Linked DNA regions of Mus musculus: all the other regions are linked to region 1. The links are chromatin loops, found by intact Hi-C in ENCODE. Cell type or tissue: heart. All regions are shown on one strand. Links, peaks and the distances in the headings refer to the core of each region. The heading gives the core; the rest is flanking DNA.

What was found. Hi-C counts contacts between places; a loop is a spot of excess contacts. Peaks named below come from ENCODE experiments on the same cell type or tissue, not always from the same donor. Only the 100,000 strongest peaks of a DNase experiment are listed, where the experiment ranks them.
Region 2: it touches region 1 in a loop (3-fold over the local background); 2 of 42 quality-filtered maps call a loop at or near these places.
Region 3: a loop joins it to region 1, with 2.5 times the contacts of the local background. A loop is called at or near these places in 2 of 42 quality-filtered maps.
Region 4: a loop joins it to region 1, with 7 times the contacts of the local background. A loop is called at or near these places in 9 of 42 quality-filtered maps.

What each region holds. Positions count from the first base shown.
Region 1 is chr1:93,172,993-93,177,212 of GRCm38, reverse strand. All of the region lies in intron 1 of Crocc2 (ciliary rootlet coiled-coil, rootletin family member 2), which reads right to left. Among named protein-coding and RNA genes, the nearest start is that of Crocc2, 6.7 kb to the right of the region's middle. In heart, for the core only: no CTCF peak of the experiment used is centred there; a DNase peak (open chromatin) is centred at 2,622; H3K4me3 peaks cover 203 bases; H3K27ac peaks cover 491 bases; H3K27me3 peaks cover 2,129 bases.
Region 2 is chr1:92,954,830-92,959,049 of GRCm38, reverse strand. It overlaps a transcript of Gpr35 not described here. Among named protein-coding and RNA genes, the nearest start is that of 9430060I03Rik, 6.4 kb to the right of the region's middle. In heart, for the core only: a CTCF peak has its summit at 2,227 (motif pointing left); a DNase peak (open chromatin) is centred at 2,229; H3K4me3 peaks cover 227 bases.
Region 3 is chr1:93,270,283-93,274,502 of GRCm38, reverse strand. Sned1 (sushi, nidogen and EGF-like domains 1) reads right to left here. Exons shown (of 31, transcript NM_172463.4): 9 at 3,236-3,361; 10 at 2,800-2,904; 11 at 2,535-2,648; 12 at 1,895-2,011; 13 at 338-454; 14 at 43-159. Among named protein-coding and RNA genes, the nearest start is that of Mir6901, 2.2 kb to the left of the region's middle. In heart, for the core only: no CTCF peak of the experiment used is centred there; no DNase peak of the experiment used is centred there; H3K27me3 peaks cover 261 bases.
Region 4 is chr1:93,234,310-93,238,529 of GRCm38, reverse strand. Sned1 (sushi, nidogen and EGF-like domains 1) reads right to left here and starts at 2,633. Exons shown (of 31, transcript NM_172463.4): 1 at 2,329-2,633. The coding sequence starts at 2,541. In heart, for the core only: a CTCF peak has its summit at 1,802; DNase peaks (open chromatin) are centred at 1,909, 2,219 and 2,769; H3K4me3 peaks cover 1,924 bases; H3K27ac peaks cover 1,140 bases; H3K27me3 peaks cover 1,005 bases.

The DNA of each region.
Region 1 (4,220 bases), core at 1,118-3,617:
GGGTGCAGGGCTCCACTGGTGAGGAGCAGGGCTCCCCTTGCTACTTCCTCCCTGGCCAGGCAGACTCCGGGTGCTCAGACCACCAAGGCCGCTCTGGCCTTTCTAAGAGTTAGAGCGGGAAGTGCCCAGCCATCGTTACCTGTTTTGCACTGGGGGGGGAAACTAAGGCCTAGTCCAGTGGCAAACAGAACCTTAGGTCCTCAGATTAAAGACGTGATGCTGGCTCCATTCAGAGGTTCCCTCCAGGCCGGAAGGACCCTGCCTCCCCTCCCTCCTCTCCCCGGAGCATCAGCGGCGCCACCCGCTAACGGGAAAGCAGCGGCGCAGCACAAACTTGACTCATTCCTAACGTTTACAGAGGGTCACTTATTAGCCGGGACGTCCCGAGAGGCGCTGGGGGCGTAATAGGTTCCAGCTGTGGCCCGGTGCCTGCGATGGGTCGACGCCCAGCCAGAGCAGGAGGGGTGCGGAGGGGGAGCGGGAGGGGCGCGTCCCTGGCAGCCAGCCCTCCCCTCCCGCCTCCAGTCCCAGGCGCGCGCGGGAGGATTGCAAACGAGGGCCGCCCTGCCTCCACGCAAATGGCGCGGGGGAGGGGCGCGGGGCTCTGCTACAACGTGCAAGGGTCTGTGCTGACCCGGGCTTGGATCCCCTGGGACCACACCCGGGACCGCCTCCTTCCCCATACCCAAGTCAGGTCGTGGTGGGGAGTGGGGCTAGGAGAGTTTCCAGCTTCTGCCCCGCAGGCTCTGTCCATTGCTGCTACCAGTGGCTCCCCAGCCTGGGTGGGTCACCATCTTTAGGGCCAGGGGAAGGATCTAGAGCGCAGCAGCGGGAAGCCTGGATAGCCTGGAGGTGGGGGTGGGGGTGGGGGTGGGGGTGGGGCTCGTATTGTGGGAAGGACACCAAGACTGGGCAAAAGGGATCTCCACGGTCACTTTTCTAAAAGACCTCAGATTCAGAGAGTTTTTGCTATGTTTTTTTCCTCCCTACTGCCCTCCGTGTCAGCTCGACCTATGCCGAAGACCTTAGGGAGGCCAAAGACCCTGTCAGTAACCTATGCATTTAGATCTAGCTCCAAATGGGTGTGTTGGAGGCTCAGTGGGGACAGACACCACTGCCTCCCACTTGGCTGTGGTCTTGTTGAGGGAGTCCTATCTAGGGGACATGCCTCTTTATCGCACCCTCTGGGTCAGAGCAGGACTAAGAGAACCGAGGAGGGGCCCCGCTGTGCCATCAACACACTGCTCAAGGATATGTCCTGCTACCATCTGTGAATTTAGCTAGTTGCTCTATGTCCCTGTGGCCTAGGAACCTCCTGCACTTTTATCCTTGCCTGGAGACTGACTGGAGTGGGGAGTTCTGAGGACGGGGTACCTACCCTCCCCCATTCTGGATCTTGACTCAAACATTAAGGTGCGGGGTGGGGGTGGGGCGGCAGCGGTTGTTGCAGATGTGGAAATTCAGCCCTCAATTCGAGTCTGAAGCCAGGATAAGATCCCATCACAAGGATAGGCTCCAACTTAGGGGTGGGGGGCATCTTATCCTCCAACCCTGTTCCACAGGCATGGCCCGTCTATGTGTGTCCCTTCCAGATCTGGACGGGGATCACTCTGCAGGTGAATCCAAGCAATACCCAAGCACAACCACTGGTAAGGAAGGGCAGGGGCCGATCGGAGCCCAGACTCTGAGGTGCAAGGCCTTTCTCAGCTCTCAGAGCTGCTGTCTAGGTTGGGTGGGAAGAAGTGTCAAGTCTGTTCACCACAAGGGGCTTCTTGAGGTGGGGGGAGGTGTGTGTGGGGGTGAGGATGCAGGGGTAGGGTGTCCTTTCACGGCTGCTTCAAGCAGTGGGGACAGAAGAGAGCATTCAGGTATTCCCCCTCTTGGCCTAAGAGTCAGCCCAACTAGGACCTGGCAGGTACTAGAAATGGTCCCCAGCAGGTGAGGCCAGCGCTCTCCTTCCAGATAGAGGAGAAACCAAACCAAACCAAACCCAACCCAACCCATTAAACTCTGTCCCGATGCAACTGAGGAGGTGAGGGCTGGTTTCTGTTTTCCCAGCCAAACTAAACAGGTACTGCCAAGGCCAAGGCATGAATGTGAAGTCCCAACTGCTTCTCCCTCCACAGAGTTAGTCCTTGGTGGACTTTCTGGGGTCCTCTTACAGTGCCAGCAGCGCTGGTCCACTCCCTAAAGCCCTGCAGGGTCTTCCTATGTCAGGCATGGTGGTCAGTAAGCAGAAATGGCAAAACACATGAGCTAATTCACCGTCTCTTGTTCATGAGTGCGGCCACAGACAGGTGGACAGTCTAGGTCCTGGCCCCCAGGGGAGAGCAGAGTGGATTTCAAAAGGAACTTGGCCACTTCAGGTACGGAGAAAGGCAGGACTCACTGGTACCTTCCAAATAAAGAACTCAGCAGCAAGCAATAAGGGCAGGACTCCCAAACCTCCATTTAAAATCTCTGAGGGAGAGAGTATCCAACTGTCAAGCCCAGTGTAACTTGGATACTATCTCAGGACCGGTCTGGGTGTCTGATGTGGAGTGGAGAATAGTCCTACAACCCAGTATAGTTCAGGGGTGGCTAGGCCTGCTGCTAATGCTGTGTGCCGAGCTACAATAGTGCCCCCGTGTGGCCATTTCTGGTACTGCAGGAGGACAACCGGTCTTGCCCAACTTCTGGAACTGAGGTTGGGCTCAGGGTCTCCATCCAACATTATGGATAGTAAGAGAACCTGTGACAGTGTGTAAGTTGTGGCATATTAAGTGGGTTGAAGTGTCTTAGCACTAGCCATGATCCAGAAGCAGATGTTTTAAAATAAGATAGCTTGTCTTAGAAACTCTGCCCTTCTTCCCCTGTGTGAGACTATTCGGGACTGCTGACAGGGTCTGTGCTAGGACTGAGACGCAGCCTTGAGCTCCCAAACACTTGTGGGACTAGTTGCTAGATATGCAGATCTCTAGACAGTCACCTGACTAGTATGCATCTGATTGGATGCCCATGGGTCCCCCTGCATTCTTTCAGTGAACTAGCATGGCCATGAGCAGGCCAGCTGGAGGCTCAGAGCACTTTGGCCTTCTGCAGAGGGTTTGGTCAGGATGTCTGATGGGCTCTGTACCTGGTAATGTCTACTCCTGTGTTTGATAGGCTCCCCTCCCCACCTCCACACTATGCCTGCCAAGCTGGGGCATTGCCCTTAGAGCAGAAGCTTGCAAAGTCACAAGGGGACTAGATGTTGAAGCAGGGGATGAAGATGAAGGGGGACAACTTACCCGTCCATCCCGAGCACAATGCTTGGCACACAAACAGGCTCAGACAGGTTCCCAGCACAAGTCATTGAAAGCCTTATTGGAACCGCCAAAGGTATGAATCACTAACAACAAAATGACTCACAGCAGGGACTGCTCAGCAGGGTGAGGAGGCTGTCTGTCTTGTCTGCTTCTATGTCCTGACACCCACACAGGCTTCCTGGGGAAGGTGGTCAGCCTGCAATGCAGTGCAAGCAAAGGCCTGGGATAAAGAACACGGGGTGAGGAGGGAGCAGAGAGAGGGGTGGGCGAGACAGGAGAGAAAACTGGAGTGCCATTGTCAAGGATTGGCATATTCTGGTGAGGAGGCTGAGCCTGTCTCTGGACCATGAGAAAGAAGGTCTGAAAGAGGATATGTCTGGTCAGCGCAGTGGCACTGGTGTCTGGACATGTGGCTCTGGGGACAGAGATAGTCAGTACTTCCTTCCCTGGACGGCATATGATTAGCATTGAATCCAGGCCACACTTGGACCACTGTGGGCTCCTGTCCTGGGTGGGCCTGCACTCCCGGGACCTTGTACCCTTGATCTGTGGAGTGAAGCATGACTTTGAAGGGGGAGTGAGAGATGGGTGGTTGGGTCCCTGTGGGCTCCAGGATGACCAAGGTTGGAGGAGAGCTCTAGATCTTTCTGCCCACCTCCAAGACATCTGGTGATCTAGTTCTTAAGTCACTGGGGATTTAATCAGTAGTATTACACAGGAGGCACCCATGAAAACCCTAATGAGGGGCTTGGTGTAGATGCAGGGTTGGGATGGCATGTACCTCAACGGGGTGCTTTTGCTCTACGCCTCTCCCTGTACCTGCCCTACTTCTTTGTGGGTGTCCTTGATCCACAGAGTGGATGTTTAAGTCAGGGATGTTAAAGCCTGAGTGTCAAGTGCTGTGCGGGTGACTGAGCTCAAGGAGACCTCGGG
Region 2 (4,220 bases), core at 716-3,215, 220 kb after region 1:
CCTGGTGTTATGATATGAAGCCACAATAAAGGTTTTTCCAAATGGTCTCTTGCCTACTTGTGGTAGAGCAGGCTGGGCTGGTTGTATAAAAAGCAGACAAAACCTCATCTTTATTCTCAGGTCCATTTCCTCAACTCCCTCAGTGCTGAACTGTGATTGCATCCTGGGCCCACTGAAGCATCAGTACTTAGGGGCCCCGTGGACTCCCAGGTCACCCGCCCTCAGTGCATGCCTGGTAGGAAGTACCTTGCTTCTCCTGCAATGGCATCCAGCAAAGTTAATAGGGCCTCACTTTGGAGACTTTTTTGATAACTATTTGAGTGAAACTCTGGATAATACCCACCAGAAAATTTATGTCTAGAACTTAAAATGATCTTGAAGGTTCTCTGGTACATTGCCCTGAAACCCTCTGGTGCCCACACTACCACAAAGGCCACTTCCCCTGTGGCAGCCATGGCACACACGTCATCTTGTCTTCTCCTACGCTGACCTTTCCTCTCACACTCCTCCTTGTGAGCCCATCTTGGTCCTGACCCTTTCCTTGTCCTAGTAGATTCTCTTGCTCCTATTGATCTGACCCCAAACTGCCACCAGCCTGGACTCCGGCTTAAGCCGGGCCATGCAGGGGTCTGCCTAACAGGTGTCTTCTGTCAGATGCCTCCAAAGTACTTTACAATCAGTTTGTGTCTAGATGACTTCCTCATCTACCCCTCTTACCACCCCAAATGCCAATTTTCCCTAAAATTTGCCAATTCAGAGTGACCTCTCCTACCTACACCAGATATGAGAGTCTGCTTCTTCATCCTCTTTCCTTAACTCTTACTCCTTCTAAGTAATCATCAATAAAGTAAATATGCATGTGATAAGTCCTGCAATAATCACTGAAAATAAAACAAAAATATAAGATGAGCTGATATAGGAGATAAATGGAATAGAAAACAAGGGAACAGCAACCCAAGATGGGGTGGGGCACAGGGGGTAGATGAGATAAACAGAAAACAAAGATGGTCGCTTCAAACCAAATAATATCAGCAATTACATAAACATAGCCTCATATAAACACTCTAATTAAAAAGCAAAGACAAGCAGAGGAGATAGTGCTCAGCAGGTAAGAACATTTGCCATGAAAGTTGTCAAGGCTCTAAAGATGGTCTGGGCTCTATCCTGTAGCTCACGGGAAAAGCCGAATGCACTGGCACACATCAGTAGTCCTAGCACTTCAATGAGAGACAGAAGGTGGAGACAAGAATACCCAGAAGACCATCGTGGGTCAGCAAGCCCAGAGCATGCAATGAAGGAACAAGAGGGATTTTCCTCAGAAAAGGGGGAGACACAGCACTGATTCCTGACGGTTGCCCTCTACCATGTGTGCGTGGCACATGCTCACCTACACAAACACAAATACCCCCTAGAAATAAAATAAAAGCAAAGATTATTACAGTAAATTTTAAATCCAGGATGTAACATTATGCTGGCCATGTGACACTCACTTTAAATACAAAGCAAAGTTAAGAGTAAAACAAAAACAATATAAAACAGTAGAGAAGTTGTAAAATTGGAGCATGAATTGTAAGAAAGCTCGCTTGGGTGTATTAATGTCAAATGGACTGGCACTAAATTCTAACATCTTTCACAGGAACTCAGAACAGGCAACCAAATATTAGTCAGGACATGTTACACTGGATCGTTCCTGAATGGAATTTATAGGACACCACACCTAGCAACAGTGGGACAAGGATTATCTTCTAATACTGTCTTAGTCAGGGTTTCTATTCCTGCACAAACATCATGACCAAGAAGCAAGTTGGGGAGGAAAGGGTTTGTTCAGTTTACAGTTCCACATTGTTGTTCATCACCAAAGCAGATCAGGAAGCAGGAACAGATGCAGAGGCCATGGAGGGATGTTACTTACTGGCTTGCTTCCTCTTATCCCGAGCTTATCTCTGTCCCGCAGGAAATAAACACAGGACACGCCAGGTTCTTCCGTGGTTAACTTTACTTCTATATCATATTGAGGTAGACAAAGAAGGTTCAGAAAGTGTGTGGCTTAAATACTTTTGGTGATGTGTCTAAACTAGGACTGGTAGCAACACCCGTGATCCTCATGCACCCTGGGGATAGGTTAAAGCCCCCAGGGGTTGGGCAAAAGCCCCGGGAGACGGACTGGTGACTTTGGCGGGCTGTGCTCTCGCAGCTGCGCACAAAGAGGTTTAGCACCATCTAGTGGCGGCACATAGATTGCAGCCCTTTACATCCCCTGACTTGCTCAGCTTGCTTTCTTATAGAACCCAAGACTACCAGCCCAGAGATAGCACCACCCACAATGGGCCCTCCCCACCTGATCACTAACTGAGAAAATGCCTTACAGCTGGATCTCATGGAGGCATTTCCTCAAGGGAGGTTCCTTTGTGATAACTGAAGCTCCTTTCTCTGTGACACACAAAACCAGCCAGTAAAAATGACCCCTTGTCAACTTGACACACAAACACATCACTATTAAGGCTCAACCCTTACATTCTTATTCATCCTCAATATCTAAACTTTAAAAGTCCCACAGTCTTTATATATTCAAAGTTCAATCCCTTAAAAATATCCAATATCTTTTAAACTCCAAAGTCTTTTTACAATTAAAAGTCTCTTAACTGTGGGCTCCACTAAAATAGTTTCTTCCTTCAAGAGGGAAAAATATCAGGGCACGGTCACAATCAAAAGCAAAATCAAACTCCAACCGTCCAGTGTCTGGGATCCACACATGACTTCTGGATTCCTCCAAGGGCTTGGATCACTTCTCGAGCTCTGCCCTTTGTAGCACACAGCTTGTCTTCTAGGCTCCAGATGCCTGTACTCCACTGCTGCTGCTGTTCTTGGTGGTCATCTCATGGTACTGGCATCTCCAAAACACTTCTGTCTTCCGCTCTAACTAGGCTTCCCCAATAGCCTCTCATAGGCTCTCTTCATGGTGCTAAGCCTCAACCCCTTTGCATGATCCCTTCAGTCCTGGGCCATCAATTGCAACTAAGACTGCACCTTCACCAATAACCTTCCGTGGCCTCTCACAGTGCTGAGCCTCGGCTGCTCTTCATGACCCCTTCATGCCTTCAAAACCAGTACCACCCGGGTGACTCTTACACATTACCAAGTCCTGTTGCAGCACAAGGCACAACATTGGCTATTTCTGGAACAAAGCCTCTTTGTGCTCTCAGAAAACACTTCCCAGAAGATTTCACCTCAGTGATGGTTGTCTCTTCTTAATCGCCGCTAATTTCTTAGCTCCAGCTAACCAGCATCAATAGTCACAGAAGTACAAAGGTTTTGCTTTAGTAGTTCTGGTATCTTGGTAACCACAGCTGATTCTTCAGCCCCAGCTAACCAGAACCACAGAATCTTCTCAATCAAAACAGCAATGGCCCTGATAAGAGTCTTTAATCTTCCCTCTGAAATTTCACAAGCCAGCCCTCCATCTTCTTCACTGTTCTCAACATTATCTTCCAAGCTCTATACAACACCCCATATAGCTCTTACCACCCAATGGATCTTCTGGCCCAAAGTTCCAAAGTCCTTCCACAGCCCTCCCCAAAACATGGTCATGTTGCCACATGAATACCCCACTAGGCTGGTACCAATTTGTCTTAGTGTTTCTATTCCTGCACAAACATCATGACCAAGAAGCAAGTTGGGAAGGAAAGGGTTTATTCAACTTACAGTTCTACACTGCTGTTCATCACCAAAGGAAACCAGGACTGGAACTCAAGCAGGTCAGGAAGCAGGAGCGGATGCAGAGGCCATTGAGGGATATTACTTACTGGCTTGCTTCCCCTGGCTTGCTCAGCTTGTTTTCTTATAGAATCCAAGCCCAGAGATGGTATCACCCACAATGATCACTAATTGAGAAAATGCCTTACAGCTGGATCTCATGGAGGCATTTCCTCAACTGAAGTTCCTTTCTCTGTGATAACTCCAGCCTGTGTCAAGTTGACACACAAAACCAGCCAGTACAAATACATATAGAACATTCTCAAAGCAGGCGACATGTCAGCCTGTAAGGGAAGTCTCTGTAAAATTAAAAGGCTTTAAGTCTGGTACTGTGATGTATCTGTGTAATCCCCCGCACTCCGGAAGCTGAGGCAAAGAGATCAGCAGTTCAAGGCCAGCCTGGGTAACATACAAGAGCTTGTCTCAAAAAGCTAAAGCAAAAGCATTGAGAAGGGGCTGGTGTGATG
Region 3 (4,220 bases), core at 1,046-3,545, 97 kb before region 1:
CATGTGTGCTGAGGCGAGTACCCCTGGCTGCTTCCTACTTACCTATCTCACAGTGCCGTCCAGAGAATCCTGGAGGGCAGTCACACTTGTATTTGCCAATGTAGTGGAAACAAGTCCCACCATTATGACAGGGGCCAGAGGCACAGGAGTCTGGCTTTCCTGGAAGCAGAAGACACTCATCAGTCAAGTATCATATGTTTCAACCTCTCCAAGTCCCACGAAGGTATTCCTGAGAGGCAGGTACATGGTGGGCAGGGCTTGTGCAGCTGCATTCTGGCTGGCTCAGCCCTATCTCAGAGCATGTCCATCACCACCCACCCCTGCCTTGGGGCCGCACCAATCTCACAGTGTCTCCCAGTGAATCTATAAGGGCAGGTGCAGCGGTACTCGTCGCCCATTTCCTTGCATGTGCCTCCATTCCGGCAGGGCCCTGAGCTGCACAGGTGTGGCCGGGCTGTATGGAAAGACAAACCGATATGGCGAATATATGCCAGCCTCTGAGTGGTGCAGAATCCATGTTATCATGCTCTGCCTTTTCAGTTCTTTGTACTGAGTGGAACTGAAGTCAGACCTGCTTCTCAACTGGGCCCCAAAGCCCAACACAGCAGGAGCTAAATCAGTCAGGCTTAAAGAAGGGTGAGTGGAGCTTAGGCTATGACTCCAAGTCTGCCAGTTCTCTCCCTGCTGGAGAATTGAGCCCCACATCACAGCACACACACACACACACACACACACACACAGGGCCCCTACAGAATCTTCTCTGGCCCTCCAGCAGCGTTCACAGCTCTATGGGATATCCTACTCAGAGATCACACTCATCTCCAGGGCCCAGTGTGTCTCTCTCTCTCATCCATTCCTGTGCCACCTCGGCAAATGCACAGGTCTTCCTCAGGGTCCCTCAGAGCAGATTCCAGAAGGGCCCTGCATGGGGTTTCAGGCAGAACCATGAGGAAGGCCTTCTCTTTAGCAACCCTCTCTGTTACTTCAGGGACAGAGGAAGCTGTGAGGGTCTCAGATACCTCTTCAGAAACCTGCTCAGGGGCACATGGTACATAGTTGGAGAGGTGGTATGGGGAGGCTCCCCATAAATAAATCTAACCTGGTTCTCCTGACCAGCCAGGCTGTGGGATGCCCCGAGTCCTGAGCTAGGTTACAAAGGCCTCCAGTCAAGGACGTTCCTAACATGCCTGGTTTGAGTTTTTTTTTTTTTTTTTTTTTGTTTTTTTTTTTTTTTTGTTTGTTTGTTTGTTTTTGGTCTTTCAAGACAGGGTTTCTCTGTATAGCTCTGGCTGTCCTGGAACTCACTCTGTAGACCATGGTGGCCTCGAACTCAGAAATCCGCCTGCCTCTGTCTCCCGAGTGCTGGGATTAAAGGCGTGCGCCACCACGCCCAGCTTGGTTTGAGGTATAGTGATTGTGTGTTACTTCAAGAAAGGGATAGGTCCTGGGTTCCACTAGTGGAAAGGACAACTCTTGCAATACGTTATGGAAGACTACTTAAATTCTAAGTGTTTAGATGTTGTAAAATGTTTGCATTCTCTGTGTTAAACTAAATTTAACAAAAACAGAATGAAAAAAAATTAAGTTCAATATAATGATTCTAAAATCTATTAAATGAAGCTTGTCGAGGCTTACAGACCAAGACAAGTGATGAAAATAACTGTCAAAAATGGTCAGGCCTGTGCTGCCCTAGATGCATAGAGCAAAGAGTCTAAGGGAGGCTCTAGAAAGAATGATTATCTGTTGAAAGAGGAAGGCTCATAGGCAGCGGCAGGCTGGGAGCTCTCCGTGGTGCTGACGGCAGAGATGGGCGGTGCCCGCCCCGCCCCCGCCCGCCCCCAGCTGCGCTTTAGATCTACCCTGCCCCATCCATTTCCCACTGGTCTCTAGTTACCTTTCTCACAGTGCCTGCCGTGGAATCCACGAGGGCACTCGCACGTGTAGGAGTCCTCGTGGGCGTCACAGGAACCTCCATTAAAGCAAGGGTCTGAGTCGCAGGGGGATGGCAGAGCTGGGGGAAGAGGGGATAGGCTGTCCTGGACCACATGCCCTTGTCAGGGTCACCTAGACATCCTGTGGCTAAAACCAAGGCCACTTAAAATACATCTCCGTGCCTCTGCATTGTTTATATTGACCCTAAGGTCTCACCCCCTGGAGTTTCTCCTACTCTTGATTTTTGCAACATCAAAAATCAAGAAAATTTTTTACCTTCAGATGCAACAAGGTAACTTTGACCCCTGGCATAATCATTCATATAATTACACATCACTTAACTGATCAATACCTTTACACTAACGTGTAGAGTAGCAAATGCATCAGTCACACATAACTGTGTATGCATAAGGCTTGAGGAAATAGCTTTCGGAGCTGTCTCTTTGTCAAAATGTTTTCCCTCAGGGAGTGAACCCAAGTGAAGCTGTTGTCAGAGCACCTGCAGGCTCTTGATATAATCCTAGCTCTGTGGCATCACCTGCACCTTCTCCTGCTAGACACCACTGTCCAGGATCCCTGGTGGCCTGTCCCTAGCCACTCACAGTGGCTGATGTTGTGGTCTGTGTGGCAGACACATAGGTAGCTTCCGCCATACTCCATGCAGTAGCCTCCATCTGGACACTGCGTGTTCATGTTGCAGGGCGTGGCTGTGACTTCTGTGAAGGAAGAAGCTCCTTTAGTGGCCACTTATCACTTCCTGGTAACCTTATCTTCTCGAGGAAGGTGTGTCCCCTCCCCCCCTCCCCCCCCCCCCCGCAGACCCAGTGACCCTACTAATTATGTCCAGGGACCAGTTATGAAACCTACCAAATTCACAGAGGAGCCCAAAGAAGCCTGGAGGACACTGGCAGAGGGTGGTGTTGGCACCCAGGCATCTGCCTCCGTTCCGGCAGTCACAGTCATTGAGGATCCCTGTGTGGGGTGAGGGGATTCTTGTGTGAGAATAGAGTAAAAGCATCCATGGGTGAAAGAATGTGGCCCCCTTTTCCTAACCCTGGTCAACCCTGGCCACCCTGGCCACCCTCCCAAAAAACTACTGAAAACACACACACACACACACACACACACACACACAGACAGAGAGAGAGAGAGAGAAAGAGAGAGAGAGAGAGAGAGAGAGAGAGAGAGAGAGAGAGAGAGAGAGAGATTTTTTCCCTCTTGGAGTTTCCTGCACATACAACCCGAGAGAACCCTCCCCAACTCTGCTCCAACCCTGGGCACAGCCCCAGCAGCCCCAACATACTCTCTCTGCAGTCCAAGCCCATGAAGCCTTCAGGGCATTCACACACGTATCCCTCATCAGCATCCACACAGGTGCCCCCGTTCTGGCAGGGGTTGGAGAGGCAGGGTGAAGGCACCAGGTAGCTTCCTGCAAGGAAGACAGTGGTGAGTAGCCAGTTGAGAGAGGAGAATGCTGGGCCAAGAGCAGACTGGTGAAAACAGAGAAGCTGGTCCCCATGTGAGTTCCCACAGCTCTTCTCAATGCCAAGAGGGATTTGAGTCAGAATCTTGTCTGAAACAAGTCAGAATCAAGTCTTCTGGGAGCTGGCTTGGCCCAGGCTCCTTTTTGGGTACACAAAAATCAGCACTGGGGCTGGAGAGATGGCTCAGTGGTTAAGAGCACTGACTGCTCTTCTAGAGCTCCTGAGTTCAATTCCCAGCAACCAAATGGTGGTCCATAACCATCTGTAATGGGATCTGATGCTCTCTGCTAGTGTGTCTGAAGAGAGTGACAGTGTACATACATAAAATAAGTAAATGAATCGTTGTTCAAGCATTCCTGTTGGTTAAATAGTTAAGATTTCTCAGTGATTACTAATTTAACTGCTGTGGTTTTAAGTCACCTGTTTTTATTTTATGACCCACACCATGGCCAGTCACAGTGACACTTCATGAATACTAGGGGAAAGAAAAATGAATGCCTCTCAGATGTCCATCAGGCTAGGTGCAAGTCTTCCAGCTTTAACCAGTTCTGTCTGTGTGCTCTATGAATTACTGAAATCTCCCCCAAATTATGGCCCTATTTGTTTTGTAATCTATTGGCTTTTAGCTCATGTTTTTTGGACACATTTGAGGATGTCAGCAGGTGATAGTAACTTTAGGTTTGAATTCTTTTTTTGTTGTTGTTTGTTTTTGTTTTTGTTTTTGTTTTTGTTTTTGTTTTTTTTTTTTGCTTTTCCCGAGACAGGGTTTCTCTGTATAGCCCTGGCTGTCCTGGAACTTACTCT
Region 4 (4,220 bases), core at 851-3,350, 62 kb before region 1:
GACAGGTAGTATGCTGGCCAAGGCCACAGTGGGGGCTCCCAATGCCAACTAAGACAAGACTCAGACCCAGCCGGCCAGCAGGAAAGACTACAGCTTCAGTCTTTCCTGGGAATCTGGCAGTAGTAACATTTCCAGCCAGCAGGTGGTGGGCAGTACCCCACACCCGCCAGGAGCTTCTCCTTACCTGTGCTCAAATGGTGTAAGCAACACCACATGCTCTTAGCAACTCCAGGGCCAGTTACTAGGACACAAGGAAGCAAGCGGCTGAATGCAAGGTCCTTTCTAGATAGGAGCCACCCTCAAGATGGAGCTGTCAGTCTGGGAACAGGTCTGAGCCTCCCTAAGGACATTCTTGTTGGAATGTGGAGTGACACAGAAATATGGGGCATTCATTCTTTCACTCACTATTCCAACAAGCCTACTCTTAGGCAAGCCGTCAAAGCCAGGAGAGCTACTGACGCCCTACCTCACTATGCAGGATGAGGGCCCGAGCAGAGGCATCCGGGGTCCTCTCAGCCTGGGTGGGGCTGGGGACACTCAGCAGACACCCTGCTCCAGACTCATTGCCTCCTTTTCTCCACATAGCCTTGATGTGGCCTGTCACCTATACATGTGCCCTAAGTGCTGTTTCAGGCCAGATGTATGGGCGCGGCTTCTCGGAGAATTCCATTTCCTTTCCCACAGAGCAATGGGAAAGGTGAGGTTCGCTGTGCGCACCATGACCACACCAGCGAGTATTTTCTAAAGAGTATCTACATTTCAGGGAGAGGCTCTGGTAGGGTGTGTATTTCTCTAAGAGCCAGAGGTCGGTTGCTCATGTTAAAAAGGTCAACTAAACATTTTAATAATATTTTCACCTGTGACTTGGAGTGGAAAATCCAAGGCTAGCCAGAATGCTTAAAGAACATTTAGACAGCTCTGTTAGGGTGAGTCTCCACATTCCTAGGATGTACAGGCCTCTTCCTGCTGGGCAGACCCAGAACACAGCTCTTCTTGTCTACTGCCTACTATAAGAAATCTTTGCTCTGCCAAGTCCCAGGGCAGAAGGATTATCAGGGATGTCTTCCCTTTCTTCTCCCTCTATGCCCCTCCATGGTTATAGCACCAGGCACTGCCACCAAGGTGAGGAGGCCATTCTGAGTTGGCACAGGGAAGTCAGCCACCAGGTTGTGACACAGTGGTGGACTGTGTGATGTTTGTCACTGTGGGGTACAGGGTTCTGGAGATGGTGGTGGCGGTGAATAGGCCCCGTGGACAGTGGTGGCCAGGAGGATGGCAATGCAGACCACGTGGCTGGTGATGGAGGCAGTGTTCAAGATGGTAGGGATGACAGTATGGCGGCTGAAGGCAGCAGTGCTTATGGCGGAGGTGAGTGTGCCAGTGGAGGCGGTGATAGTGGATGTGGTGGCACTAATGGCAAAATCATTGGTAGAGCTAATGGTGATTGGTGTTGGATTCGGCAGAGGGTGTGTGAGAAGATGGTGCTTTAACTATAGACTACGTTGGCTCTGGCGTTTCTAAGTGGATTTGAGTAATTCAGGAGGCTCATTTCACTACAGATCATCCCTTTGTGCACAGGTGACTGGCGCAGGGTCAGACCCTGAGAACATGGAGGCTGGCACTCAGGTTCTGCAATCCACTGAGACCTCTCCAGCATTCGTGTCTGGGGCTGGAGTGAGGAATTACCCTTGGGAGCCCTGTTTAGAGGGTCTGATCTTGGTGGCCAACCTCCAGGGGACTAAGATGGGGAGGGGAAGGGGTAAGCCCCTCTACACTGCCCCTAGCTGCCAGCCCTGCCCAGCGCAGGTCTCCTGCAACTAAGCAAATCATGCCCGAATTCCTTCTGGCTGTGGGCCTTGGGTGTTAACTGTGGGTGAGGTTGAAATGGCTTAGAGAGGGCTGAGACCATCACAAGCCAGATACCCCACTAGGGTAACTGTGGCCAGAGGCCATGTGCCTACTACCACATAGCTCACTGTGAAGGAACAGGATCGAAGGCTCCCCACTAGGCACTGGGGGACCCGCAGCTCTGCGGAAGCCTGTCGAACTCTGCCAACGTCCCAAACAGGTCGGGCCTTGAGCAGCAGGGGCGCGCCGCGTTCCGCTGGCCTGGCTGTCGCCTAGGTGCCCTGGCGGTTGCTCGCCCCGCCCTGCCCACGCCTCTCCCGCCAGTCGCTGTCCGGCCTTGGCCGCGGGAGAGAGGAAGCGCTGTCCTCATTCCACCTCTGGCTGCCGCGGTGCCAAGTTGCTGGCGGCGGCAGCGGCAAGAGTTGGGGTGGAGGGCAGCGGCGCCCTCCCCGGAGCCCCCTCGAGCTCGGGGTTACTCACGTAGAGTCCGGAGTGCTCGGCGCCGAAGAACGGAAAGGGCACCGAGAGTGGTTGCAGCCCTGAGCCGCCGTCGTCCTGCTTCGGGGTGACGGTGTCGCCGCGCTTCGTGCCGAACGGGTAGAAGTCGGCGAGGGCCACGGCAGCGCGCACCCCGCGCGTCCCGAGCCCCAGGGCTGCGGCCAGCAGCAGCGCCCAGGCGGCGCCGAGGCGCATCGCCGGGATCTGAGGGCGGGCCACGGGGCTCGGGCAGGTGGCTGCAGTCACCGCACGACCGACTGGCCGCACAGTTCCCTTCCGCTAGCTCGCGTCGCACTCCGGAGACCCGCGCAGCTTAGGAAGGCGTGAGGCACGACTGCGGACCGCCTGCCTAACGCGGGGACCGGGGTTTAAATAGCCTGCCCAGCCGGCCACTCGGGAGGGGCGGGGAGAGGCGGGGTCATGCAAATAGTGGCATTTTTAACTTGCTGGTCCGCGGAGTGGGAGGGTGCGGGAGCGGAGCGTAGCTCCCAGGCCCTTCTGTGTCGAGGCTCATTAAAGCCGAACTAGTACTGGGTTGGCTCCACCTCCAAACCGAGGCCCTTTTGCTCTCTTGCATTTGGGCTATGTTGAGGTGAGGACTTACAGTCTCCTGTCACCAGCTTAAGGCCTGCCCACAGGAGGAGCGTGGGCAAACCCAGCAGTTCTGAAGCTGACTTGTTGCCCTAAGGCCTGATTTTGAACAGGCTTCCTGTGTGTCCTCTGGGGTCCCTGTCAGGCCAGAGCATCTGGCTTTTCCTGACAGAATGCCAGTCTGGGCCACTTCTCCCTACAACACTTACACAAACCTTGCGTGGCCACACCCCAGCCCTAAGTTAGGACATCAACTTTCAGAACCAGCTGAAACCTGTCCTAGGGTCTATTCCTTTTCTGGTTTCACTGAGGATGAACCTTGGGTCTGGGAGACTCGAAGACTTACTTAGCTTTCTCTCGTGTAAGGACTTTCCCCTATGGGATCAGTCATGCAGCACAGCTGGACAATGTTAGGGAAACCTGCGGGGTAGGCTGGTCACCCAGGCCCTGGGGGCAAGTTAGTTGCTGTGGCTCCTTAACCTTTCTCGATCTTCTTAAGAATTGCTTTGTAAGTGGCTGTCCTGCCTCAGGGGTGCAACCTGGTCTTTTTCTGTGTCCCCTTGGCGCCTCTTGGGGGCCTCAGTTCTCACCACCTTGTCTGCACCCAGATCCTACTGTTGGATAATGTGACTATAAGCCAAGTCTGGGATCCCCAAAGACAAGATGCTGCCTCTCAAAGAGAAGCAAGGAAGAAAAAGAAAAGCTACAGAAGTAGCAGCAGCTGCCCCGGAGATTCTGGTTTGTGCTGGCTTTGCATTTTTCTGGATTTCCCAAAATCTCTCTAACAAGCATGTGCTGTGTCTCAGTTCCACAAGGGACATTGCATATTATTTTTCAAGTATAGCAGAGAGTTCTCCGTGTGTCAGTCAGGGGTACCTAGCTTACACAGATCCTGTTCTTAGCAGACTCACCACTGTGATACGCCCAACCCTCAGCGTCGGGGACCAGGCACCAAATTTAAGGAGACCATTTTTGTTTGCACTGACCACGTCTACCCCACACCTGGTACATGGCTTGCCTTCCTCTGTCCCACCCCTCCAGCTTTGTGTAGTGATCCTGATTGGCAGAGGGGTAAGCCAAGGCTGGAGATGTGAAATGTTTTGCTGTACAGTTGGCTAGAGAAGATCAGCCTCTGGTGCCAGGCGTGGTGACGACTTTAATCCCAGCACTCAGGAGGCAGGTGGATCTCTGAGTTTGAGGCCAGAGTGAGTTCTAGGATAGGCAGAGCTATATGAAGAAACCCTGGCTAGCAAAAACAAAAACAAAACAAAAACCGATCAGCC